Regions from separate parts of the Mus musculus genome. Here all the other regions are linked to region 1. Evidence: chromatin loops called from intact Hi-C (ENCODE). Cell type or tissue: gastrocnemius. All regions are shown on one strand. Region 1 has its middle 110 kb from the start of Gm32727. Region 2 holds the start of Kdr (kinase insert domain protein receptor). Region 3 has its middle 21 kb from the start of Srd5a3. Region 4 has its middle 17 kb from the start of Gm32780. Region 5 has its middle 2.6 kb from the start of Gm32780.

Region 1 (5,000 bases):
GGTGTGTGGTACCTTCCTTAGTGTGCACGTATGGTATGTGCATATATGTGACATATAATGTGTACACATTCCCAAATATGCATGTGATGTGTGTGTGTACGTGCATGTGGAGGCTGGAGGTGTCTGCCCTGTCTTCTTCAGTTGCTCTCCACCTCATTATTTACTTTGATGCAGAATCTCTCACTGACTCTGGAGCTCACTGGCTAGTGTGGCTGACCAGGTTGCCTCAGGGATTCGACTGTCTCTGCTCCTTGCATACTAGCATTACAGATGGGATACCACTATGTGTGGCCTTTGTGTAGGTACTGGGAATCCTAACCCAGGTCTTCATGTGTACACAGCACAAGCACTTTACTGACTGAGCTATCTCTCCACATCTGATGTTTTTGTTAAATCTGTGCTATCTCCAGCCAGAATGGGCCCCCAACCTTATCAGGAAGCATTATTCTTTGTCGGGGTCATTCTGTGGGCATCTATTATGTAGTGTGGTCATTTGTGTGCATTTTTCTCTTCTGTCAAGGTGTAAGTGACTGAAGGGCAAAGACTCAGTGGTCACCTGTCATTCCTCTAGATGTACCAGCATCTGACGTTCCTGCTCAGATGTTGAGATGAGCCCTCCTTGGAGAGCCAGATGCCCTCTTTTTGTAGAAGTCTGTAGATAGCTATACTTCTTCATTCCACATAGCTAGAGTGTGGACAGATGACTCACACTTCCAAAACCAATACATCAGCGGAAGTTTCAGGGTAGACGCTAACAGCACATAGCAACAAGAATGAGAGAGTAGGTCTCTAGAGAAGGTAACATGGGACTGAGGAAGGTCTAGTGGCTGCAGTCCTGATGTGCTCTCTTCCAGAGCCCCGGACAGGTCTCCTATCAGACTTGATCTGTGATGACTCTAGGTTTTGTTCCTGTGGACAATAGTCACATCTCTGTGGCATTCTGTGAGCTTCAACATATCATTTATGGATCTGTCTTCTGTTTACCTCAACAAGCTTCATCCATTTGTGTAGCCAGACACTCTGAACCAACTGATTTACTAACAATGGACATTTTATTTCTCAGTTCTTAAGGCTGGAAGCCCAACGTCAAGGCTGATAGCTGTGGTGTCTAGTTAGGGTTCTGCTCTGCCTCAGATTCCAGCATCATTAATGCCGACGGCATCTTCTGAAAGGAAGGAGTTCACATCTTCATACGACAGGCAGAAGGGACAGACAGGTCGAGTCTTCAGAAGGAGCTAATGTACACACTCACAAAGCAGATGGAGTTCTTATGGCCTCCTGCCCACTCCCAATTCTGTGGCTTGGGGGAACTATATTTTATGATGAACCTTGGAAGCACTTGAACATTCAACCCCTAATGTTCAAATGGACTGTTTTAGAATCCAGAGATGCATATGCCATACACACACACATATAAGCATATATGTAAAATATAAATACATACATAGAGTATATATGTATATACACATATAAATGTATGTTTAAGTATATATGCATATATAAAATATATAAAGCATATATACATATATAAAGTATAAAATATATGTATATATAAAGTATAAAATATATGTATATATAAAGTATACACACACACACACACACACACACATATACATATACTTCCTATGTATATTAAGTGAACAAATGTGCAAGAATTAATCCTAGCTATAAGAAGCTCTCTAATATTGACTTTCTCGATTGGTAAGTGGGCTAGTAACTCCTGTCTACAAAGAATATTGTACTGACTGAATGAAATCCAGTATGTTAATCAACAGCCAGTAAACTGCAGCTCGCACTGGTTGAAACAGGGATTTGATGGTGGCAATGACAATAAGGTGGTTTGTCCCCATTCTTGAAGCAAAAGAGAAGACCCTGGAGGAATTCTCTGGCAAGGACATAGGATCTAGACTTCTCATCTTGCTTCATATAGCTTATAAACATTGGTTGTCTTTTTGTTTCTCTGACATTGCACGCTTTTCACATGAGTTTGCCATCGGACTGGATGGCTGGTGCATGAGTATCCCACATCAGAGGCCGGGCTGCCTGCCTTTTGCAGTGTCAAGTCACTTTGGACAGTATTTGGAACAGCCTTCTAGAGCACCAAGAAAACTGAGGTTAGCATTCTTCTATCCAAGCAAAGAACTACAGCGCCCCCTACAGGAGAATCTGGGAACGTGAAGAAAGAAAGGTCGGGGAGAGGTCATGAAGAGAAAGCTGGAGTGGAGGCAAAGGCAGGGAGGAAACAGCTTCTGGCTGGACAGGGAGGAAGAGGAGCAGAGCATCACAGCTCAGAAGCTAACTCCTGGAAAGCAGTTGACAGGGACCGGTTGGGGGCCCCGTGTTTGCCTTGTACCTTTATCAAACACGTGATGGTAGCGTTCTCGTTCTCAGACCCAGGGCTCATGCTTCGGGTACGTTGTCACTCGTGATGGGTTTTCCTCGCATCACTTTTATTTTTTTTTCAAATACGTCATTGAAATATTATTTTGATGCTGAATTTCTCGGCGCCTCGCTTCTGATTCCCGTCTGTCCCCCAACCCTGTCCCTGCCCCTCCTTGTCGCCATCCCCCCACTATCTCCCTGTCCCTCCCCACCCCATCCCTGGCCTTATTCACACCAGATGGTGATTGGCAAACACTACCGTGTATGAGCTCATCCAGCCCTCACAGCAATCTAATAGCCCTAGCTCCGTTTTATAGTATCACAAATTGACCCACAGAAGGATTAAATCTCTGCCAAACTTCATGTTAATTGAAATATTAACCTGCTCAAGTTGAACGCAGGCCGTGTTCTTCTCACAAAACATAATTCGAGTCCAAGGCAATATACACAGAGACACTTTGGAGAATTGTGTGAGAGTCGACTAAAGTATATAAACAAAGATTACTTAAACAACCATCATTACTGGCATTTAGATCACAGAATGCTTAACACGGGAGGCTGTAAGGACGAGCAATGTTAAGTAATATTTGAGGGACTCCCTCCTTTAAAAGGTTGTGTTTGGTGTGTATGGTGGCGTGCACCTAGAAACACACCCCTCAGGAGGCTGAGGCAGGAAGATTGCCAAAGGTTTGAGGCCAGCCTGGGCTACAAGTTAGACCCCACGTCTTAGTTAGGGTCTCTATTGCAGTACCATGACCAAAAGCATCTTGGGGAGTAAAGGGTTTATTTCAGCTACACCTCCCAGACCATACTCAGTCCCCGAAGGCAGTCAGGGCAGGAATTCAAGGCAGGAATATGGATTCAGAGACTAAAGCAGGGGCCGAGGAGGAATACTGCTAACTAACTAACTTGTTGCTCAGGGCTTTCTTAGTCTGCTTTCTTAGACAACTCGAATGAAATTATCTGCCCAGGGTGGCAGCACTTACAGGGACCTGGGTGCTCCCACATCAATCAGTAATCAAGAAAAGACCCCAGAGACTTCTCTATAGGCCAGTCTTCTAGAGGCATTTTTCTCAGCTTCCAGATGAGAAGTTTATGTTTGTGTCAAATAGACACTTTGTCACAACAAAACAAAAAGGAAAAAAAAAGTATATTGGATGAAATGTTTTCATTTCTATGATTTCATATTTTCTGCTTCAAAGAAATGTCTGTCCCGACACATTCTTTATGCCATTGGCTATATTTTGACATGCAGTGTTCCAGTGTCTCTAAACACTCCTGTGCCCTCCTTCATCGTAGCAGCCCGTTTAAGTATTCATTTATCCCATAGTTAACCCCAGGACTTGGTTTCCCTTGGATACACACCATCAAAGCCATTTTTAATTAAATTTCTGAAAAGCTTGGCAGAGTAAGGGGGTCGGAGTGGGAGCATCTGACTGGCCAGGCAAGCTTTACTGGCATGTTAGCCATACACTGTGTGGAAAAATTGTTTTCATCATTTTATAAATACAGCACATTCTACTCCCCCATGATTATCTCCAGAGAAATTTCTGGAACCTAGAGGCTATAGCCTGGAAAGAATCAGAGTAGCCAGGCTCGAGCCACAGGTAGAAACACTCTTCCGAAGCCCCTAAGATGCAGGTTTTGACACCAGGTGAGGAGAAAGGTGTACTGGATTTTGTCTCAAAAGTACAGCCTTTTCCTTAGCAGGCTGGTGGATAAATGGTATGGAGGAGCCATGGGGGGGGGGGGCATTACCAGGTTTTTCATTCACATCCTTTATCTAGTCTGGTTCCAATGGGGCTCAGAGAGTGCATAATCTTATGCAGATTGGATGTGTGCAATTTTGCACATAGAACCCAGGGATCCACATTTGAGAAAGACAGGTAAAGGAAATGTCTCTCTAGAGAAATGGTTGTGTTAGTAATAGTCTCTGGGGACCTGGATTCAGGCCTTTAAAAGAAAAGCTTAATGTTCCCAAAGGAAAGCATCATACATCTTAAATCTTCCACAATGAGCTATTCATTATTCACTTATTCAACACATATGGATGATTCAAGCCATGTCCCAGCGGAGGGCAGTGTCATTGTCCTCTCAATGATTTCATCCTAAGGAAGGGACAAGCTGTGAGGAGGCAGGAAAGAGTCCCTTGTTCCTTGCTGAAGCCTTGTGATGTGCTTATTATACCTCCTCACTCTGAAGGACTCTGTCTAGTATCCTCTGTAGAGTTAGTGGTCGTGAGTTTCTTTAGCCTGCATTCACCCTTCAATTTCTCCTTCAATTACGGCAGATAGTTTTTCTGGGTATAACAGTCTTCTTGATTGTTCACTATTATAGTTCAGGATTTGAAGTACACAATTTCAAGTCTGACTGACTTTTAAATTTTCTATTGAGAAATCTGCTGTTATTCTAATGGATCTGGCTTTACATGCATTTCCTCTCTTGTTGGCTTCAATATACATTCTTTGTTCAATGTACTGAGTGGTTTAATTATCATGTGAACAAGGGTGTGCTCTTTTCTGGTCTTGTCTATTTTTTTGTGCTCAGTGCCTCCTTGCATCTACTTTGGCATCTCATTCCCTAATTTTTGGACATTTTCTCCTGGTTTATTTAAATGT
Region 2 (5,000 bases), 110 kb before region 1:
CTGGGATAACAAGGTTGGCACCACATGAGCCTTTTAAAATGTGAGTTTGGAAGCTCAAACGCAGGTTTTCATGCTTGCACTGAAACTTCACAAGCTGAACCGTCTCCCTCTCCTTCCCTCTCTTTTTTCCTTTTCTTCTTCCTTTTTAAAACACATCTTGTCTTTAAAAAAAAAAAAAGGCCCAAAACAAGTGTAAAGTATTTCCCTATGTGTGTGGAGGGAGGGAGTATAGGAGGCTGATTTCACTGAGATCCTGTTAAATTTGGGTGCCATAGCCAATCAAAGACGCATCGTTTCCTCTAAGAATTCTAAATGGGGCGATTACCACGGGCCTGCAGGTTCTGGTTTGTATTAGAGGAGACACTGTCTTCTTAAGTAAAACATAGAAGGGGAAGTGTCCAGAATTGTAAATAAGGCTTCGAGAGAAGCCTTGTCTGGCCACCGGGATGGAGAAGACCTACCTTCGCCTATCCAGGATCCATCGTCCCTCCCTCTACCCAGATCTGACAGCCCTCCTTGGCTCTTTTGCTGAGGTTTGTTTGAGTTTGTTTTACTCTCTGCAAGAGAAGTTTCCTTAAACATTCTACCCTGTTCACAAGTAAATACACCTCTTAGCTAAGAGGCCACACACCCAGGGGAACACCGATAAAAAGAACAAGCCAGAACCTTCAGAACGCTGTCGATAGGTACACCAAGCAGCCTTCATACGGAGTTTTCATTCGTGAGGAGCTGAATATACAACAAAGCTAAATGTGAGCAGACCAGGCATGCCTCTGCTAAATGAGGATGCCCACACCAAACATGCCCAAGATCTTCAAGTATAATTTTATTATATAGATTCGCTATGTGTTGACATGTTTTTATAGTGAACCTGGATTTTACAAACCCTCCTGGTTTGCCACCTGCTTCTGGCACCATACTTGAGGCTTAGGCACGTGATAAAGGAGCATGCCTGTTTCCCCCCTTATTTTTTTTAAAGAAAAGCACCATGTTACATCATTAATCATGCATATCAGTGTAGTTTAGATCCGATGTAGAGACAATAATCTTATCTCTTTGTCTGGCTGAAAGACTGTCCTTTAAACTATCATTCTAAATGCATTTGGTTTTTGCCAGGAGTAAAACATGTCACAAGATATTTGTTGTCATTTCCCAGGCGTGGAAGGAAAGGAATGGAAAGAAAACGAGGGGTGAAGGCTGCTGTTCCTCTCTAGTCGCTACTTGAAGTCTACATAGCTGGGGGGGGGGGGGGGACTGTTCACATGGGACCGGTTTCCTCTTTGTTCCTACACTGGCGCCTCTGGCAAGAAACTCTCCCTTCTCTTCCCCCCAAGCATATCTTGGCTGAAAGGTCAGCTCTGAAAAGGGGCCTGGCCAAAGTTACTGTAGGGGACCGTGGTCATGGAACTGGGTAGACAAAAGCACTCTAGCAGCCACTGGAGAAGGACCGGGGGCTCTTCTCTGTGCATTTGCCCTGGAGCCCTGACCACCGCCAGCTCCCTGCATCTCCTTGCTATGGGTTTTCTGGACCGAGCCAGGCAGGAGTTCACAACCGAAATGTCTTCTAGGGCTAATCAGGTAACTTCGGACGATTTAAAGTTGCCAGATGGACGAGAAAACAGTAGAGGCGTTGGCAACCTGGATAAGCGCCTATCTTCTAATTAAAACATTCAGACGGGGCGGGGGATGCGGTGGCCAAAGCACCATAAAACAAAACTTCCAAGTACTGACCAACTCACTGCAAGTTTGTGCCCCGAGTACATCTAGGTTCAGGGGTTCTTGTCTTCATGCTCCCAACTGCGGGCGGATTTTTGGTCCCTTGGGACTTTCAGTGCAGCGGCGAAGAGAGTTCTGCACTTGCAGGCTCCTAATGAGGGCGCAGTGGGCCTCGTGTTTCTGGTGATGCTTCCCAGGTTGCTGGGGGCAGCAAGTGTCTCAGAGCCCATTACTGGCTACATTTTACTTCCACCAGAAACCGAGCTGCGTCCAGATTTGCTCTCAGATGCGACTTGCCGCCCGGCACAGTTCCGGGGTAGTGGGGGAGTGGGCGTGGGAAACCGGGAAACCCAAACCTGGTATCCAGTGGGGGGCGTGGCCGGACGCAGGGAGTCCCCACCCCTCCCGGTAATGACCCCGCCCCCATTCGCTAGTGTGTAGCCGGCGCTCTCTTTCTGCCCTGAGTCCTCAGGACCCCAAGAGAGTAAGCTGTGTTTCCTTAGATCGCGCGGACCGCTACCCGGCAGGACTGAAAGCCCAGACTGTGTCCCGCAGCCGGGATAACCTGGCTGACCCGATTCCGCGGACACCGCTGCAGCCGCGGCTGGAGCCAGGGCGCCGGTGCCCCGCGCTCTCCCCGGTCTTGCGCTGCGGGGGCGCATACCGCCTCTGTGACTTCTTTGCGGGCCAGGGACGGAGAAGGAGTCTGTGCCTGAGAACTGGGCTCTGTGCCCAGCGCGAGGTGCAGGATGGAGAGCAAGGCGCTGCTAGCTGTCGCTCTGTGGTTCTGCGTGGAGACCCGAGCCGCCTCTGTGGGTAAGAAGCCCACTCTTTAGTAGTAAGGCGGAGAAGTAGGGTGCGGGCGGAGAGTGGGAATAGAAGAGGACCTAACTCGTAGAGCTCTAGAGACCCTCCTCCCTTGGGTGTTCTTTCACTTACCAATGGGGAAACTGAGGTTCAAAGACTCTTCCGAAATGACTCAGCCAGGATTCTACTCTCCCCCGGGCATCGGTTGGAGCGTGTCCTGCGGAGCCGTCACAGCCCCTGGCGCTAGGTAGGCAGGAGTGGAAAGGCGGCCTGAGCCGGGGCAGGAGATGCTCCCACTGGCAGGAACAGGCGGTCAAACGCTGGGAAGCCAGCTCAAGCCAAGCGGCCCGGCTGGCATCAATCACTCCGTGCTGTTGCCCACCGCCCTAGTGTGGGGCAGGGAATCCGCCTCTGGCTCCGCTCCCCTTTAGCTCCAGCGTGTAAGCGCACGGACTATGTGAGGTGAGGTCTCTTCATAGAGCAACACTTTCCTCCCTCAACTTTCTTTGATGCAGAATGCTATTTTTGCTGGTAGGAGGAAGACGCGGCTTTCTCTTCTGTGACAGCTTCTCCAGGTGTATTAAACTAAATAACTCTCCACTTACCGACTCCAAAGCGCTGGTCCTGGGGTAAACTCTGAAAGTCTCAGAAACTCTTGAGCTTGGCACCTAGTTATAGGTCACTTTTCTTGTTTTAAAATGCCCTCTGCTTCAAGGTTAGGCCCACACTCGCTCTTGGGCTTTTGTGCAATAATTTCCCTTCCCTTCCCTTCCCTTCCCTTCCCTTCCCTTCCCTTCCCTTCCCTTCCCTTCCCTTCCCTTTCCCTCTTCCTTTTCCTCCTCCTCTTCCTCCTCTATTTCTCTGTCATTTCCTTTTTGAAGCCACAGTTTGCAGATTTCCAATCTCCACCCATTGGAGAATGGAGAATCAGGAAAAAAGAAGTCAATTCTGCAGAAACATTCCTTGCGCCCTAAGAGAATCGCATGGCTTAAAAGCATTGGCACTGACATACGGCGCCAAGATCGCCTGTCTAGAGCTATTGAGTTTTCCTCATAATGACTTGGTTCATCAGGCTAGCTCCACCACGAGTGCCCTCTTGTTCCTGAGAAGGCCGCACTCTCCCCCTTTCTGGGAAGAGAAAGACAGCCTGGAACATGTGCTTGCCCTGGGTTCCATAGAGAAGCAAGTTGCTTTAAAGCCCAGAGAATTCCTAGTGTAGCAGCTTAACAGCGTCCCGTTCTCTGAATAAGATGGAGGTTGCCCTTTTGGAGTGTGTGACTTGCTTAATTGGATTGGGCTATAATTGGTGCCATCCAAGTCTCGAGACAGAGCCGCTGTTGTTTTTCCTTCTGGTCTTTGAGCGGGAAGGATAACAGTGCACAAATTAATTAATGTTGGTTATCGGATTTGAACATAAAAGGGCTTTTATTGTATAGTAGCATATGTACCTCTTGCAGTCAGAATGAGCTGTCTAAAGAACAGAACCCAAACTTGCCGATGAAAATGAATGAGGTTTAATAAAGGCGATGGATGAGCATTAGTCACTGATGTAAATCTCCAGTTATTGATAACCTCATTGACTGGATTTGATTGCAGACATGTATTGGTATGGGGCATCCTTTAAAGATGAGCATAGCCAACGTGCCTGCACTCTAAGAGAATCTATGGCTGTATGTTATTACAGAGACAGTTGAGAAGCTCTTAGTGGCTCTGGCGTGTAGATCAGCGGTAGAGCGCTGAGGCTCTGCGCTCGCTTCCTGGCACTGAAGAATAAAGGCCATTTACTGTGGTGGTGCAGTGGGCGCAGTTTGTGACGAGTTACTACTACATTTTCCTCACACATCTGCCTGACTAATGAGTTCATCAGATGAGCGTATCCAGTGATTGTTTGCAGGTTAATGGTTCTCAGTCATGTTTAGAATCTACTTATCAAACAAATTGTTTTCTCATTTCCTGCTTCTTCTCAAACAAAGTAAGATTCCATTATTGAAAGGCTTGTTTAAGAGCATTTTAACTGCTTGCCTATGTTAGGGACAGTGACTTATTTCATATTGACAAATATTATGCCGATTAATTGAATATGACTACCCAGTTCTATAGCTGTCTCAGGGCAGACCAAGAGCATCTGTGATCCAGTCACTTTAAATGCCATTTAAAATGCATAATTTGTTGGTCTAGGAATAAACACACTGTAAAGTTTAGAATCACGGCCCAAACACAAGTCTTTAACAATGCCAACTAGCTTCTGAGATTCATTAATGTCATTTAATTACCAATGTTTTAAAAATATGTCATTAATTACTAAATCTATAGTTGTAACAGCAACACATGTACATCTTATTAGGTTGGGTATATTCAGGGTGGCATAGCTGTAGACTATTGCACATCTGTGTAGGTGAGCCAGTGGACAGCTGCCTCTGGCTGTTCTCAGAGGGCCACAGTGTCACGGCATTGGCTATTTGCCTTGGCTCTTTGCT
Region 3 (5,000 bases), 250 kb before region 1:
CAGTGCACCACGCCGTCTTCCCTATGAGGCGATAGATATCTACTGTGTTTTTGCTGTCTCCTCCATCTTCCTCCCCTTGCTCTTCACGTGTCTGGCTACATTCTGATTTTCTTTGCACCTAGTTACTGTGTGCTTACTGTTTGTCTTTTCTCACTAAGACAAATGGCAGGAGCTGCTCAGTTTCCTCTTGTGCTTCTGGTGCCCACAGCAGTGCCTGGTGTTAACATGTGGGTGCACATCTGTGAACAGAAGAAATGCTGTCAGTGTGCATTCACTCCAAGTCAATGATAGGTATAAGTTAAACTTCGAGTCTAGTACTTCTGTTGCTATTACTATTTTAACAATTTGATGTGACCACCATCCCTCTTTAGTTCATCATGAGTTTATTATTTTATATATCAAGTGGGACCGGAGTCCTATTATTTTATTTAGGTTAATGACAAAACATGACATGAGTAATGGGTAAAACATGAGGAAATGGGACAATTGTGAGGAAGAGAGTGGGAGGCAAGCCTTCCTTCCTCTCCGCCTTACATCATATTAAACAGAACGTCGTAAATGTATCTCCTATCCTCTCTGGTATAATCAGTCCATATGGCACAAAGGTCCACTTCCCAAGAGAACTCATTTTCCATTTGACATGCAAAAAACCTGATCTTTTGTGAGAGAAAGGAGTGGACTGCATGTGCTGTATACGGGAAATTGATTAGGCTTAACCAAGATCATAAGAAGATCTCTGCAAAACGAATGAAATAATCTTCAAGCCCTGTCTCCCCTAAGAATTATCCACCAATATTATTATAAGGGAGACCTCATCTTTCCATGCAACACTGTCCTTTGTCTATCAAGCATCGTGTGAGTCTGAACTTTCTTTTAACAGTGCTCCTGGTTACAAGGGGCTTTGGGCATGAAAGCAGCGTTCATCACAAGCTATAGTGTTTTCTTGAATTTGTATGTGGCAATGTAAGAGTTGGCAGGGTTCCCTAGATGTAGAACCCCATCAGCAGAATAAATCTTTTCATCTGATAAAGTTTGTCTCAAGGTTTTGTATGTGCTAACTGTATTGTGAGAACCCAGACCTCCAGTGGATAAGACACTCCTGCAAGGAGCCCCATGTCAAAATGGCAACCCTTCCTCCTGTCTACATAGTGTGGAGGAATCGATTTTACAGGTCTTTACTTACTCAGCAGCTAGGATACATGTGTCTTATTCCAAACTCTGTGTTTCTTGGTTGAAGTATGTTATTTGTAGCAATAGGCTTAGAAAGCACAGGTTCTTTATGTAAGTGAGCGGTTTGCACAAATGCAGAATATGCTATGAAAATTCCCAAGGACATGGTATCTTTTTACATATCTAAAAAATATTTTATTTCCTTTTCCTTTTCAAGTGCCCTTCCTCCACCCAGTGTAGCAGTAGCAATTGTGTGTGTGTGTGTGTGTGTGTGTGTGTGTGTGTGTACCTTGAAGAGATCAGTGGTATGCTGGGTGAGGTAGTATTGGCTGGGGGACATGCAGTACTTTAAACACCACTGGGGAATCAGATTTTAGGGGAGCCAGCTAGATAACTACAGACAAGCCATTACTCTGAGTTACCAGGAGGTTGGATTATGTTAGCCAGTCTCAAACACAATATGCACAAGAGTCACCCCAGGGTTTGGCTTAACTATAAGTTCTGCTTCGGTAGACCGAAGATGGGGGCCTGAGTGTCTGTGTTTCTAACCAGCTCCTGGGTAACGAATGTGAGCCTGCAGCTTGTCTGTGGCCCCCATTTTGCAAAGTAGGGCGGAAGTTGGTGTCACCTGGTAAACAGATGGTGTGAGCTATATACTAACTTTCATATGTCTACATTTATTTAGTCATATATATGTATATAAGCCATTACTGTGTGTGTGTATATATATATACATATATATGACACACACATATATATATACATGTATATATACACAAATGTATGTATATATGTGTATATATATAACAGGTTTGTGTTATATATATATATATATATATATATATGTATATGTATATATATATGTGTGTGTGTGTGTGTGTGTGTGTGTGTGTGTATGCACATGTGACAGTCAGAAAACAAATGACTAGAAGGAGAGAATTAGTTCTTTCTTTATATTTGTGAGGGTCCAGAGACTGAACTTAGGAAGTCAGACTTTAGTGGCAAATGACCTTACTTGCTGACCCCTTGCCAACCCTTTCAATTTAAAAAAATATTTATTTATGAACTTAATATATGTATGTGTCAATGTGAACTTTCACATCTCTAGCAGTCACAGTGAGTAGGTAAAAATAATAGTTGTAATAATAGTGAAGTAGCCGTATGTACTGTAATCACAATATAAACACTGTACTCAATACGTTTCACAGCCTTTTCTCCACTTTATACTTTCTAAATTCTGTATTTTGTGTTTATGGAACAACTCAGTTTGAACTTTCCCGATATCAGCTTCTTGAAGGAATTCATGCCTGTGAGCTCCGCAGTCAGGGAAAGGAGGCAGGGATATCTGGAGTTCAAGTCAGGAGCGTCAGCCTGAGTGTCGTAAGATCCTATTTCAAATGAAACAACATAAACCGAAGATGCTCAGTAGCCACATGGGTGTTACTGGAGGATGCAGGGTGGGCCACATCTGCCACCTGTACCACCACCTGTATCAGTCAGTACCCTTTCTCATGATTCATCCGCCTCCCATTTCAAATGGACTTCTGCCTGCAGATGGCGCTAATGCCCTGTATTTTGTTCCCTGAAACTTGTTTTTAAACGGTTGAGCAAACTTAATATTACCTATGCAATCCCTTCTTGATTTGTTCATTCTGTAATTTTCGTTACTATGATCTATGGAAGGTAAGCCTTATGTGCTCTGTATTCTGGACCAACAGAAGGAAATGTTATCTGTTCTTGGGGGCAAGGTATAAAGTTGATCTCCAATTATATAATATCCTTGGTCCGGGTTTGATAACCAGATGTTTAATGGAATAACAATGGAGGCAGGAAAACTGCTCACGAGCTTCTGTCAGGCTCAGATAACTTGGTAAAATTTTTTATGGAGCAAAAGAAAGTATTTCTTTTTCCATTTTGCCTAATACAAGGAGTATTGTGAGGCTTGTGTTACATTTTCTGGAAAGGAACCAATGCATGCAGTCATTAACCTCCACTTCCACGGGGTCATCTTATCCCTACTCCAGCCACACCATATCCAAGAGACTGCATCTTCCGGAAGAATGTCTTCTCATAATAAAACATAGTCTTAAGAAGATGTGCCCAGGGGCTGGCGAGATGGCTCAGTGGGTAAGAGCACCTGACTGCTCTTCTGAAGGTCCGAAGTTCAAATCCCAGCAACCACATGGTGGCTCACAACCACCCGTAATGAGATCTGATGCCCTCTTCTGGTGTATCTGAAGTCAGCTACAGTGTACTTACATATAATAAATAAATAAATCTTTAAAAAAAAAAAAAAAAAAAGAAGACGTGCCCAGCACCCGTTAGATTTTGTTTTGGAGGTAGCATCTGGCTATGTAGTCCAGGCTAGCTAAAACTCTCGGTGTAGATTAAGTTGACCTCCAGTTCCCATTAAGCCTTGTGCCACTGCCACAGCAGTCCCCCGGAGAGCTTGCATGTGTCACTGCTCCTGCTCCAGTGTCCAATCTCAGAGGAGCCTGTTGTTGGTCTTCTGTCTGCGTAACTCTCTAGTGAGAGCTAATATAGGTTAGGAAATACCTTAGGTGTTGTGTACAGAGACTGATGTGAGGCACAACTGCCACAGTAAAGCGATGGGGTAGTTACTGCCCATCACCTCCACTTTCGAAGAGGAAACGGCTGTGTGGACAGTAACTGACTTGTCCTGGAGCATCTATTACAGGGTAGAGAATGAATTTGCACCCAGTCTGCCTGACTCCATAAGTAATTCTATCTTCTACATTATATGGAGGAAGCTTGCTCTCTCTCTCTCCCTCTCTCTCTCTCTTTAACTTGGCAGTCAACAAAACGCTAAACAGAAACTGTCCTCTAATTTTTAAAGCCTAAGGTATTCTCAGTGATACAAAGCTGCCTTTTTAACATAAACCAAACTTGTCTAGACCAAAGCCCAAGAGCAAAGTGCTTCTTCTGGTCCTAGTTCTCATTGGGTTATCTAATGACTCAGACAAAGTGTCTTAGTTGCTGTTCTATTGCTGTGATGAAGCACCACACTGTTACATATGCAGCTAGAGCCATGAGTTTATTTTCGAGGGTTCCAGAGCTCCTAAGCGTCCATCACCACCACAATAGGCAGGAAGCACCAGGCACGGCGAAAGGAACCATTGAGAGCACACACACACATCTAGAACTGCAAGCAGAACACACGCGCACGCACACGCACACACACACATGCACACGCACACACACACACACACACACACACGCACACACACACACACAAACACGCACACACACGGGAAGTGAGGAGATTGGGGATTCACAGGTGAAAATGTGTTCACAGGCAAAAAAATGTTGTACATTTTCTGGTAGAATGTGCCTTTCTTCCCCACCTCCTCCACTGTGTTTCCCCCTCCCCCTTTCCTAAATAGAGTGTGACTGCATTCGAGGACCTGCAACTCTTGGGACCAGTTCACTCTAAGGCAGTGGGTCGAGACCCCTTCGAGTACTCACACACCCTTTTCACAGGGGTTATCTGAGACTATAGGGAAAACACAGCTATTTATGTTGCAATTTACGACTGTAGCAAAATTACAGTTGTGAAGAAGCAACGGAAATAATTTTACGGTTGGGGTTCACTGCAACATGAAGAACTGTATTAAAGGATCTAGAAAACCAGTCCAAGAGACTTTTCCTAATCAGATTCCTTCTTTTGTTGTTGGCTAGAAACAAAGCCACTTAGGCCAGAAAGTCGTGTCACTTCAATGGGGAAGGAAGATGTATTTTGGTGAATTTATAGGTGGCATATGACCACAGGACAGCCTTTCAGTACTCAGAAGAGCGCAGGCAAACATGGA
Region 4 (5,000 bases), 160 kb before region 1:
TATCCCCTTTTCAGTTTTCCCCTCCACAAGTCCCCTATCCCATCCCCCTGCTTCTATAGGGTGCTCCCCTCACCCAGCCACCCACTCCTGCCTCCCTGCCCTGGCATTCTCCTACACTGGGGCATCGAGTCCCAGGACCAAGGGCTTCTCCTCCCATTGATGCCAGACAAGGCCACCCTCTGCTGTGGCTGTAGCCATGGGCCCCTCCATGTATACTCTTTGGTTGGTGGTTTAGTTCCTGGGAGCTCTCAGGGGTACTGGTTAGTTGATATTATTGTTCTTCCCATGGGGTTGCAAACCCCTTCAGCTCCTTCAGTCCTTTCTCTAACTCCTCCATTGGGGTCCCTGTGCTCAGTCCAGTGATTGGCTGTGAGTATCTGCCTCTGTATTTGTCAGGCTCTGGCAGAGCCTCTCAGGAGACAGCATATCGGGCACCTGCCAGCAAGCACTTTTTGGCATCCACAATAGTGTTTGGGTTTGGGCTGGATCCCCAGGTGGGGCAGTCTCTGGATGGCCTTTCCTTCAGTCTCTGCTCCACACTTTATCCCAGTATTTCCTTTCTCTGCCTGAGTTGTGTGCCCAGGTTGTGTTAGGGGCTGGCAGTAATTATTCTTCAGACTAAGGAATTCAGGGAAGAGTCAATCCCAACACTATAGGGTCAGATGTCTTTCAGGCTGCAAAGTTTAAGATGAGAAGGACTGAGAAGTCTGATTTAGGTGATGTTCTCATCTCTCTGCTGTGAGATTCTGGGGGAATCATTTTCTAAAGGATGTCAGGAAGCCTAGAAAGGCCAGAGGTTCTGATGGTGACAGTGGAGTCCCAACAGGTGCAGAGAGATATGCAGACAGAAAGATGAAGGTAGTTAGAGGTTGGAATCTGCTCTGTCTATTCAGGGTGAAGGAGGGGGCTGAGCGGGAGTTGTTGAGGCAGAAGATGCCAGTTGAATGTGAGTGGAGAAAGACCTCACACTATGTTAGGAACTGATAATGGGGCGAATGGTTGCTTCCAGGAAGAGCAGCTCTGGTGAGATGTGGGTTTTAAAAATGGTTCTTTGGAAAGAGGCTTTGGTTATAAAAGAAAAGAACCAGGAAGATCAAAGCAGTTACTTAGTTTTAAAGCCGGGAAGAGCATAAAATACCGCATCATTGAGCGACAACAGCAGGTGAACACCTGATACACACGCACAGATACACACACACACACACACACACACACACACACACACACACACACACACACAGATACACACACACATCTTGGAAAGAGGAAAGCACACATTATTCTCTATTTAATGTATCTATTTTTGGCAGTATATCCTTATCCCACTGGTCTTTATTTTTTTTAGCAAATATAGTCCCAGGCCCTCAAGAAGCCAAGAAATAGTCTACATCCTGGGATGAATAAGGAGAACCAGGTCTCCTGCTTTTCCTGGGGCACCCTCCACCACATGATACTGCAGCCAAATTGGATAGGCGGTAATCCAGGTCTTTACCACCAGGGTGAGTTCTTTGGAGGCTGCGCCCTTGAGTAAATATGAGAACAGATAAATCTTGGCTTGCGCCTAATGTGCTCTAGTGGCCTGAAGAGAGTTTCATTTGTTCCCCTCAGAGAGAGGATTTTTCCATACTGTGGGGTTTCAAAAATAATCCGTGGTGGCCACGGCTCATGTGCACACCGAGGTCAGAGGTCAGTGTTTCTGGAGGAGGAAACAGCAGGGTGTGAGGGATGTTGGGCTGGGGAGTCCAACATCCCTCACACCCTGCTGACTTGGGTTAGCAGTCTCTGCTCTGCCTCTTTGCACCTGTGTGATCCTGGCTAAGACACTTGCCAGTCAGGCTCAGCTTCTTTGTAAAGTAGATAGATGTGTTACAGGACCTACCTCGAGGGGCTGTAACGATTCAAGAGAATGGTGTGCATACTGATGTTGGAAGAGCTCCTGGAACTTAGCAAGTGCTTAGTGATGCCTTGGCTATTGTTGGTATTATTATCTTCTTTAAGACATGGCTGAAGTGTTCTACAGTGCTGTGACATTTGAGCTTCGGTGCCATCTAGTGGCTGGGACACTTCAGACGATGTTGTAAGTCTTGGGGTTACCTTCACAGGTGACAAGACAAAACAAAAAAGCAAACACAAAAACACACCAACCATCATCAACAACAACAAAAATCCCTGGTTTTCTCTGTCAATACAGATCTCTTTACATGTCTAGGCTGAATACAGAGAATAACTTTGTCTCTGCAGGCAAAAAAGGGAATTTGATTATGGGCCTTTTGTGCCTTTTCTCCCTTGGACTGGCCATACAGGAAGTCCTGTGTTCATAATGGATATAGCAGCCCCTGGGGCAGGACAGACCTGTCAGGTTTGCAAGTTACCAGTTGAAGGACTTCAAAAATGACTTGGCAAAGAGTAACTATGGTAGAATTGAGTGGTCAAGGGAATGTGTACAAATGTCTAACATAAAGCCTGTTGTACATGAGGTCAGGAATTTGCAGTAGATTCTTAGGCTAAGGAAGTATTCCATTGGTTAGTTCATTCATTCATTCATTCATTCATTCATTCAACGACTATGGAAAACATACCATGTGCCTGGAGCTGATCTAGATGCCATGCACGGAAGTCAGAGCTTCTCTGAATTTGTGTTGAGAGCCACAAATCCAAGAGATGATCCGGGTGTGAGTACCACTGGGGAAGTTATGGACCGAACAAAGGGCTGTCCACAGAGCATAATTTCCATCACAGACATAACCTATTCATATATACTTACATGGAATGTTAGCCTGAGCAGAAGGTTAAATATCTTTTAAAAGATTGTATTACTTATTTATTTAATATGAATTATGTGCACATGTGTGTATCCGTGTGTGGGAATGTGAGTGCAGGTACCCACAGAGTCCAGAAGGTGGCATTGGGTCCTTTGGAACTAGAGTCACAGGCAGTTGTAAGTCGCCTAATATGGGTGCTGGGATTTGAACTGAGATCCTTTTCAAGAGAAATGTGTGCTCTTAGCTGCTGAACCATCTCCCATCTCTCCTGCCCCAGAGAAATAGGTTTCCTTTAAACGTTACTACTATATTATAATGATTTTTTGTTGTTGTTGTTAGTAGGTGAAAAATGGAAGTTCCTCAAGGAAAGAGTTTTTGTTTTTTGTTTTTTGTTTTTTTTTTTTTTTTTACCTAATTTGCCTAGAAACATGGTGTGAGCTGGTGGTGGACCTGGAGTCTCCATTAGTGTGCTGTGGTCTCAGGGCAATGGTTCAACTGGCTCAGGGGACCTCAGCCACTTGTTGAGGTGTTAAAGAGCACGGTGTTTACTTTTTACCTGTAGGTTAGCAATCTCATTATCTCCTCCCTCCCCCTCATGAGCCTGAATATTTTCTTGATTAATTTTCTAGGAGCTTAGCAAGTTTCTTACAATTTGCTTTAGTAAATCACCCAGAGGTATATATGTCAGACCTGGATGAATTCTTAGATTAGGTCCTAAGAGAATGGGCTTTATAAAGGGCTTGGGGGAAGGGTGTTGAGAAGGAGAGAAAGCAGGTGTGATGCTCAGGAAGAATAAAGTATAATAATATAGTAGGTATAAATGCTGATGAGAGCTATCCATGTACAGGAGATATTTATACCAATTAATAATAACAGTATATATCTTTCATAGAATCATAAAGGCTTTAAACTAGACGGGCACTTCCTACACCAGATGGTTTTCTCTGTTATATCTCCACATGGAAGAACATCCTGAAGTCCAGCTGAGACCCTGTAGTATGGCTTTCCCACATATCAAAATGGAACAGAAATTTAAAAGATGTCAAGAAACCCACGGCCTGGAGAATGTCTAAGTCTCAAATGTCCCCTAAGTGAACGGTGCTTGGGAATTTCCAGATAATGGCGATAAGGATGGTCCAATGGCATTCATTCCGTGCCCCCACGGCCCCTCAACTACTCTTCCCCACATGGAGAAGGAAGCTATGGTGTGTCTGCTGCACGAAGCCCATTGAGTCTCTGGGATCTGCTGGTTTCTTTCTGAATCCTGCCTTCCTGCTTCAGGGCTCCAGCTAAAGCTTCCTGAAGAGAAAACACCTTCCCCGAGCCCACTTGGCAGGCTGCTTCTTAAATTAATTTCCCTTCGCGTAGATACATTCCTCAGACCCTAGAGGATAATCAAGCAGTTTATTTTATAGTAGTTCAATATCAGTGCCAATCCTCAGGGTTGGGGGCCTTTGCTAAAATTCTACATTTTTTTTTTAACATTTCCTCAGTAGGTTTCATTGTTCAGCTGATCTGTAAAAGAGAATTCTCTTCACACACCCTGGCAGAGAAGATCAGCTGATTTCTTCCATAGCTTTTTCCTGGCTTAAAAAAAATAAAAACAAAACCAAAAAGATGGCTTAATAAATGTGGCTTTACCTTTTATAGTAAAGGTACTGAGAGGTGGGCGTGGTGGTGTAAGGTTGTAGTCCCCAGCATTTTGGAGTCTGAGGCCTGGTGATCTCACAGTTGAGGCCGGTCTTAGCTATATAGGAAGTATCTGCCACAAACGAACTTTTCATGCTTTCTCTAGGTTCCATTGTTGCTACTGCTGAAGCTTGCCCCAAAGATTCTGTTCTTGAGTCCATTTCTGGTGGATTCCAGGTGAAGATGACACAGCCTTCTCTTTAGGCAGCTGATTTAGGGAAGACTTGCTTACACAACTTGAATACAACTCTTAAAAACTTTTAGCCCATAGTTTGCCTTCTCCAAAGAATAGCAACGGTCTGAAACCTCTGTGTTTTCTCTTAATGGGCTCCTTTATTAAACTGGCACCATGATTTACCTATCTTAACTCTATAACGCTTATTTCTTGGTTCTGTGATGTATCCTATCTTCTATGAAGGTTGGAAGAGCTCTATTTGGTGTGTGTGTGTGTGTGTGTGTGTGTGTGTGTGTGTGTGTTTGCTTTTGACGGCTGGCACAGGAAACGCAGGGCGTAATCAGACTGTAAAACTCTAAGCAGAAAGGAGATTG
Region 5 (5,000 bases), 170 kb before region 1:
CTGGCAACAGCCAGGTAGGCCTGGCCCACTATAAAAGGGGCTGCTTGCCCCCTCCTCCCTCTCTTACTCTCTTACTCCTGCTTCTCTCCCTTGCCTCTTGCTCCCTTGCTCCCCATCTCTCCCCATTCCCTTCTTCCCTCTCTCCACGTGGTCATGGCTGGTCTTTACTTCTCTACTCTCTCCTTCTCTCTGCCACTACTATTCTCTTAACTCCCCTCCCCATGCCCTAAATAAACTCTATTCTATACTATACCGTTGTGTGGCTGGTCCCCCAGGGGAAAGGGAAGCCTTGGCATGGGCCTGCCAAGGCACCCCTTTCCCCCACACCTCACCACACCCCCATAGACCATATCTTAATATTTCTTTATCTTTTTATAATCACAACACTTATGGTTCTGCATACACTTTTAAAAGTAGCCAAGTGACGATTACTGTTCTGAGAACTGTAATTTCGGTTACCTTTGGGTAACAAAAAGTGTTAATTGGGAGTGGGTACAAAAGAGCCCACTGAAGCACTGGAAATGCTTGCTCTCTTGATCTGGCCTTAAGTCTCTGTGCACACGAATGTAAATACTTAAAGAGCTATATGCCTGTGAACCCTTTGTGTTGTGGAAGTTATGTCTTACTAAAATAGTTATCAGAGTAAGGCGATACGGTGATACAGATAAGGGAACTTCTTTTCCAGGGAGAAGGAAATATACGCACAAGGGACATTGACCCTGTGTACTGAAGGGACCTGGAACTTCTGGCTGAATATTCAAGGATTTGGACATAAGTTAAGAGGCAGTGTGTGTAATCAAGATAGTTGACTGAGACCAGGAATAGGGCAGTAAGAATGAAGAGGGGGCAGAGATACAGATGTTTCTGAGAAAAAAAAAGACTCAATGCATCTAGTGACTGAAGTTGTGTGTGGAGAGGAAGTGTGTTAGTCAAGGTTCTCTATAGGAACAGAACCAACAGGATGTATATATAATTATAAGAGGGGGTTTATCAAATTGGCTCACAATGGTCAGAGGGTAGACAGTCCCCTAATGGCCACCTGCAGTCTGATGAGCTAGGGAAACCTGTAAATACTCAGAACAAGAGAGACCCAGGATGCAGTACAGTCTGGGGTGGAAGGTCTAAAGCCTGTGACAGAGTCACTTGATTCCAGTCCTATGAAGACAAAATAACTCTTTGTGTTTCTCTTCAAGCAGCTAGGTTGCCCGTGCGGGCACTTCTAAAGATCACAGAAGAAAGGTCATGATTAGAATTACCCTGTAATGCCTAGGATCAATGCGTTCAAATAAATGCAGCCATACCTCATCCGTAAGTGAAAACTTGGCTGATTTTCTTCCACAAATGTGGTCCCTGGCTTTGCATCTGTGCGACAGGACTATTATGCAAGCATTTTTTCAGTGTCCTGAAGAGAGTTTCTTTTCTCTTTCTTTCTTTCTTTCTTTCTTTCTTTCTTTCTTTCTTTCTTTCTTTCTTTCTTTCTTTCTTTCTCTCTCTCTCTCTCTCTCTCTCTCTATCTCTCTCTCTCTCTCTCTCTTTTGGTTTTTTCGAGACAGAGTTTCTCTGTGTAGCCCTCGCTGTCCTGGAACTCACTCTGTAATCCAGGCTGGCCTCGAACTCAGAAATTCGCCTGCCTCTGCCTCCCAAGTGCTGGGATTAAAGGCATGGATTAAAATGTTTAATTGTGATAGCATTTATGTTGATATTTTGGTACATTCTATACTTGCCTTCCCTGTGACCCTTCCAAGTGATCAAATCCAGAGCTTTGATGGATTTTTGTTTGCTCCAAACTCGATTTTATTCTAGTATAGTTAATTTTGTGAAGCCATTCTAACAAGTTTCCAAGTGGGAATCTCTGACCCCTCTTCATTCTTACTGCCCTATTCCTGGTCTCAGTCAACTATCTTGATTACACACACTGCCTCTTAACTTATGTCCAAATCCTTGAATATTCAAGTGCCAAGTTCTGGAGGGATCATTGCATCTCTGGGTTTGGGCTAGCTCTTCCTATTACTGTTGTGTTTGCTAGGGGGCGCTGCAGTGCACCTTTTTATTCTTCTCCTTGGTGACTTAAGTGTTACCCTGTTGGAGACGTTTTGGAGATAGAAGGTAGCTTGTGTACTGCGGCCTGACAAAAAATACGTTATCTCTCTTTTGTTTAAAACCTAATTAATGTGTCTTGAGTGTACATGGCTCTTCATTTCCGCAGTGTTCGGTGTTAAAACTACATGGATTATCAGGTTGTCAGGCAGAGCCAGCTGGATTGCAGAGGTTGTCTGTGTGCTCCACAGCTACAACCCAGGTCTCCACATCGAATAAGCCATCTTATTTCCTGGGCTGGGTCAAAATAAGTCCTACAGCCGGCCTCTCCTGCTGCTTTTCCTGCCCTTGGGGGCAGGGTAAGTATGGCTAACAGAGAGCTTCCTGTTTCCTGTTTGCCTCTGGGAGGCACAATTCTAAATGGCCTCATTTCTCTGCCTTTGGAAAGGCTATTGTCCTCTGCCCTAAATCAAACCTCTTGGGAAGTCACCTGCAGTTCTTTTCTTTGGGCTTCGGAGTCTGGAGATAACCCTGATATGCGCTTACCCTGCTAGAAGGGAAAATGAAATGGTAAGGTTGTGTCATAGTTACTCTGAAGATGTTTGTTAATCCAAATAAGTCACCAAGTCATCTTTGGAGCACTTCTACAACTTACATGGTTGGATTCTGTTAGTGTAACATCCTGATAAGAAGGGTTTGATTGGCAGATCTAGAAGAGAGATCATTTCTTCAGCACATTATGTTCACTGGGTGGATTTGAATAGGTTAATGCTACACCTCATGGGATTCAGGCTCTGTGTGCTCTGATGGCACTGACCTTGTCTCAGCATAAGGAGAGCCTGCGAATCCTCTGCCTCTGTGGATTCTATATATCCACAGTCTCCTGGGCCTGCTTGATTTTCCCTCAAACTTGCATGTGTCGGAACCACCCGAAGGCTTACTAGGCCATTAGAGTTTCTTTATCAGTAGGTTTGGAGGGAGGCCTGGGAGTTTGCATTTTAAGAAATTAGGCAGAAAAAAGGCTCAGAGGGTAAAAGGTATTTGCTCTGTTAAACCTAGAGACCTGAGTCTGATCTTGGGTGATGTGTTACAATAGCGGCTGGCATCTGAACACAACACACTGGGCCCAAGCAGCTCCACGTGTGAGAGGTTTATTGGGAGAAAGAGAGAGGGAGGAAGAGGTGGGGACAGAAAGAGAAGGGGAAAAAAAGAGAGAGGGGAGGGGCATTCCCCTAATGTATATGGAAATGATATAACACAGGTAAAGGTGGGAGGTGAGCCAAGTGTATTCTGGGAACATGGTAGCTGTCGTCTTGGCAACAGGTCTGTAGGTTGTGTAGTTGCCTATGTGATGACACAGGTTTGAGAGGTCCTGATGCCAACATTGGGGACTTATATAAAATTGGAAGAAAAGAATCAATACCACAAAGTTGCCTTTTGATTCCACACATGTACTATATCACACATACCTCTACTCTAGTAATAATAATGATCATTACGATGGGAATAAACAAATTACCAACTGATGGTAATGCCTCTGGTCCAGGTGTGACAGAGACGACAGTTCAGAGTGTTATGGTATCTGATTAGATCCAGCATAACTCAAGCACCAAGTCAATTCAGATGACAAAAATTTACTGTAATCAAGCCTCTACTGATTGTTGAGCCATGTGAACAGATTCAGGAACTGAACTGCGACCCTGAAGGGAAGAGGTACAGCATATTTAAAGGATGAAACCATAAAGTGAGAGGGAACAGGGTGGGCTGGAGCATTGTCCAATCATATTTTGACATAAGGGGCTAAACAAAAGGGTTTCCACCAATCATGATAGTTGGTTCCTGCCTGGGAACATGAACTTAGTTTGACTCTGCCAGAAAGATGGAGAAGTTGTCCTTGAGATGGCTGGGCTCAGACAACTGTTTCCTTACAACAGAAGCTGTTCAGAAGTCCCCAGCTACCCCCAGAGCCTGGGACTTTGAACTTAGTTTCCCCCCATGATTAAATGGAGTTTGAAAACAAAATTTAGGACAAATTTCTTTTGCTTTTCCCAGCACAAAGGTTCTTCTATCTTGTATTCTTGCTGAGACCATTTTAGAATTTATTTTCTTTGATGGAGGATCCCATTGAAAATTTTACCCAACTCTATTTTAGAAACCTGAGATCAGATACCCCAGCCAACTTATCTTTGCTTCTGTTAAACTGCTTGCTTGCATAAAACCTTTCCCCACTGTGGCTGCAGAGTGAGATACCAGGATGTGGGTTTTGCCTTTAAAAAGCTCTTACAGTTGGGTTTTTAATGCCTGAGTGTAGTCCCAGATGGGTGAAACAAAGACTTTCAATTGGCTATAAACTGTGTCTGAGTGGTCATCTCTGGTGCACCCCCCTTTCCCAATACAGGGCCCACAATTTAAAGAACAATTCGTGAAGCATTATTGTCAGATAAATTAATGGCTTTCCAAAGTCCAACCCCCAAACCCCAAACCATGGATTCTATTAGTCTCATGACAGAGTGAATTTAAGAGATGATTACATTATGGATCTTGAGAAGTGGATCTGATCTATATTGCTTGCATGGGTCCAGGCTAATTATGAGGGGCTTGAGTCAAACAGATCAAAGGTAGGAGGAAAGACATGGTAAAAACTTTAGAGCTGATAGAGGGTTTTACAAAACAAGAAATTTAGGCAGCTTCTAGAAAATGGACAGGATGGAGAAAAGATCTGTGGAGCCTCCAGAGAGAGCTAAGTCCTGTCAGCACTTTGCTTTTTAGTCATGTGAGACTAATTTTAGGTCTCAGATTTAAGAGTTGTTTTGAGACACTATGTTATTTGTTTCAGTGGCCATAAGAAACAAACAGCACACCCACTGCAGACTGCCTAAATCTTATCTACTTGAGTTCAAATTTTAGTTTTCCCCAACCCACATCTTTAGGATGTTGTCACACATGGATGTCAGTTCAGAACT

The links. Hi-C counts contacts between places; a loop is a spot of excess contacts. Peaks named below come from ENCODE experiments on the same cell type or tissue, not always from the same donor. Only the 100,000 strongest peaks of a DNase experiment are listed, where the experiment ranks them.
Region 2: it touches region 1 in a loop (3-fold over the local background); 11 of 42 quality-filtered maps call a loop at or near these places.
Region 3: it touches region 1 in a loop (11-fold over the local background); 36 of 42 quality-filtered maps call a loop at or near these places.
Region 4: it touches region 1 in a loop (4-fold over the local background); 15 of 42 quality-filtered maps call a loop at or near these places.
Region 5: it touches region 1 in a loop (4-fold over the local background); 10 of 42 quality-filtered maps call a loop at or near these places.

Annotation. Positions count from the first base shown.
Region 1 is chr5:75,868,478-75,873,477 of GRCm38, reverse strand. No RefSeq gene overlaps it. Among named protein-coding and RNA genes, the nearest start is that of Gm32727, 110 kb to the left of the region's middle. In gastrocnemius, a CTCF peak has its summit at 2,158 (motif pointing left); DNase peaks (open chromatin) are centred at 2,163, 2,577 and 3,105; H3K4me3 peaks cover 389 bases; H3K27ac peaks cover 717 bases.
Region 2 is chr5:75,975,634-75,980,633 of GRCm38, reverse strand. It overlaps Kdr (kinase insert domain protein receptor), which reads left to right and starts at 2,179. Exons shown (of 30, transcript NM_010612.3): 1 at 2,179-2,532. The coding sequence starts at 2,466. It overlaps Gm32727 (a long non-coding RNA gene), which reads right to left and starts at 3,302. Exons shown (of 3, transcript XR_868500.2): 1 at 2,656-3,302. In gastrocnemius, a CTCF peak has its summit at 2,043; DNase peaks (open chromatin) are centred at 2,116, 2,420 and 2,850; H3K4me3 peaks cover 3,738 bases; H3K27ac peaks cover 3,601 bases.
Region 3 is chr5:76,116,343-76,121,342 of GRCm38, reverse strand. No RefSeq gene overlaps it. Among named protein-coding and RNA genes, the nearest start is that of Srd5a3, 21 kb to the left of the region's middle. In gastrocnemius, a CTCF peak has its summit at 2,719 (motif pointing right); a DNase peak (open chromatin) is centred at 2,721; H3K27ac peaks cover 96 bases.
Region 4 is chr5:76,023,514-76,028,513 of GRCm38, reverse strand. No RefSeq gene overlaps it. Among named protein-coding and RNA genes, the nearest start is that of Gm32780, 17 kb to the left of the region's middle. In gastrocnemius, a CTCF peak has its summit at 2,062 (motif pointing left); a DNase peak (open chromatin) is centred at 2,053; H3K27ac peaks cover 3,086 bases.
Region 5 is chr5:76,038,048-76,043,047 of GRCm38, reverse strand. No RefSeq gene overlaps it. Among named protein-coding and RNA genes, the nearest start is that of Gm32780, 2.6 kb to the left of the region's middle. In gastrocnemius, a CTCF peak has its summit at 2,035; no DNase peak of the experiment used is centred here; H3K27ac peaks cover 1,640 bases.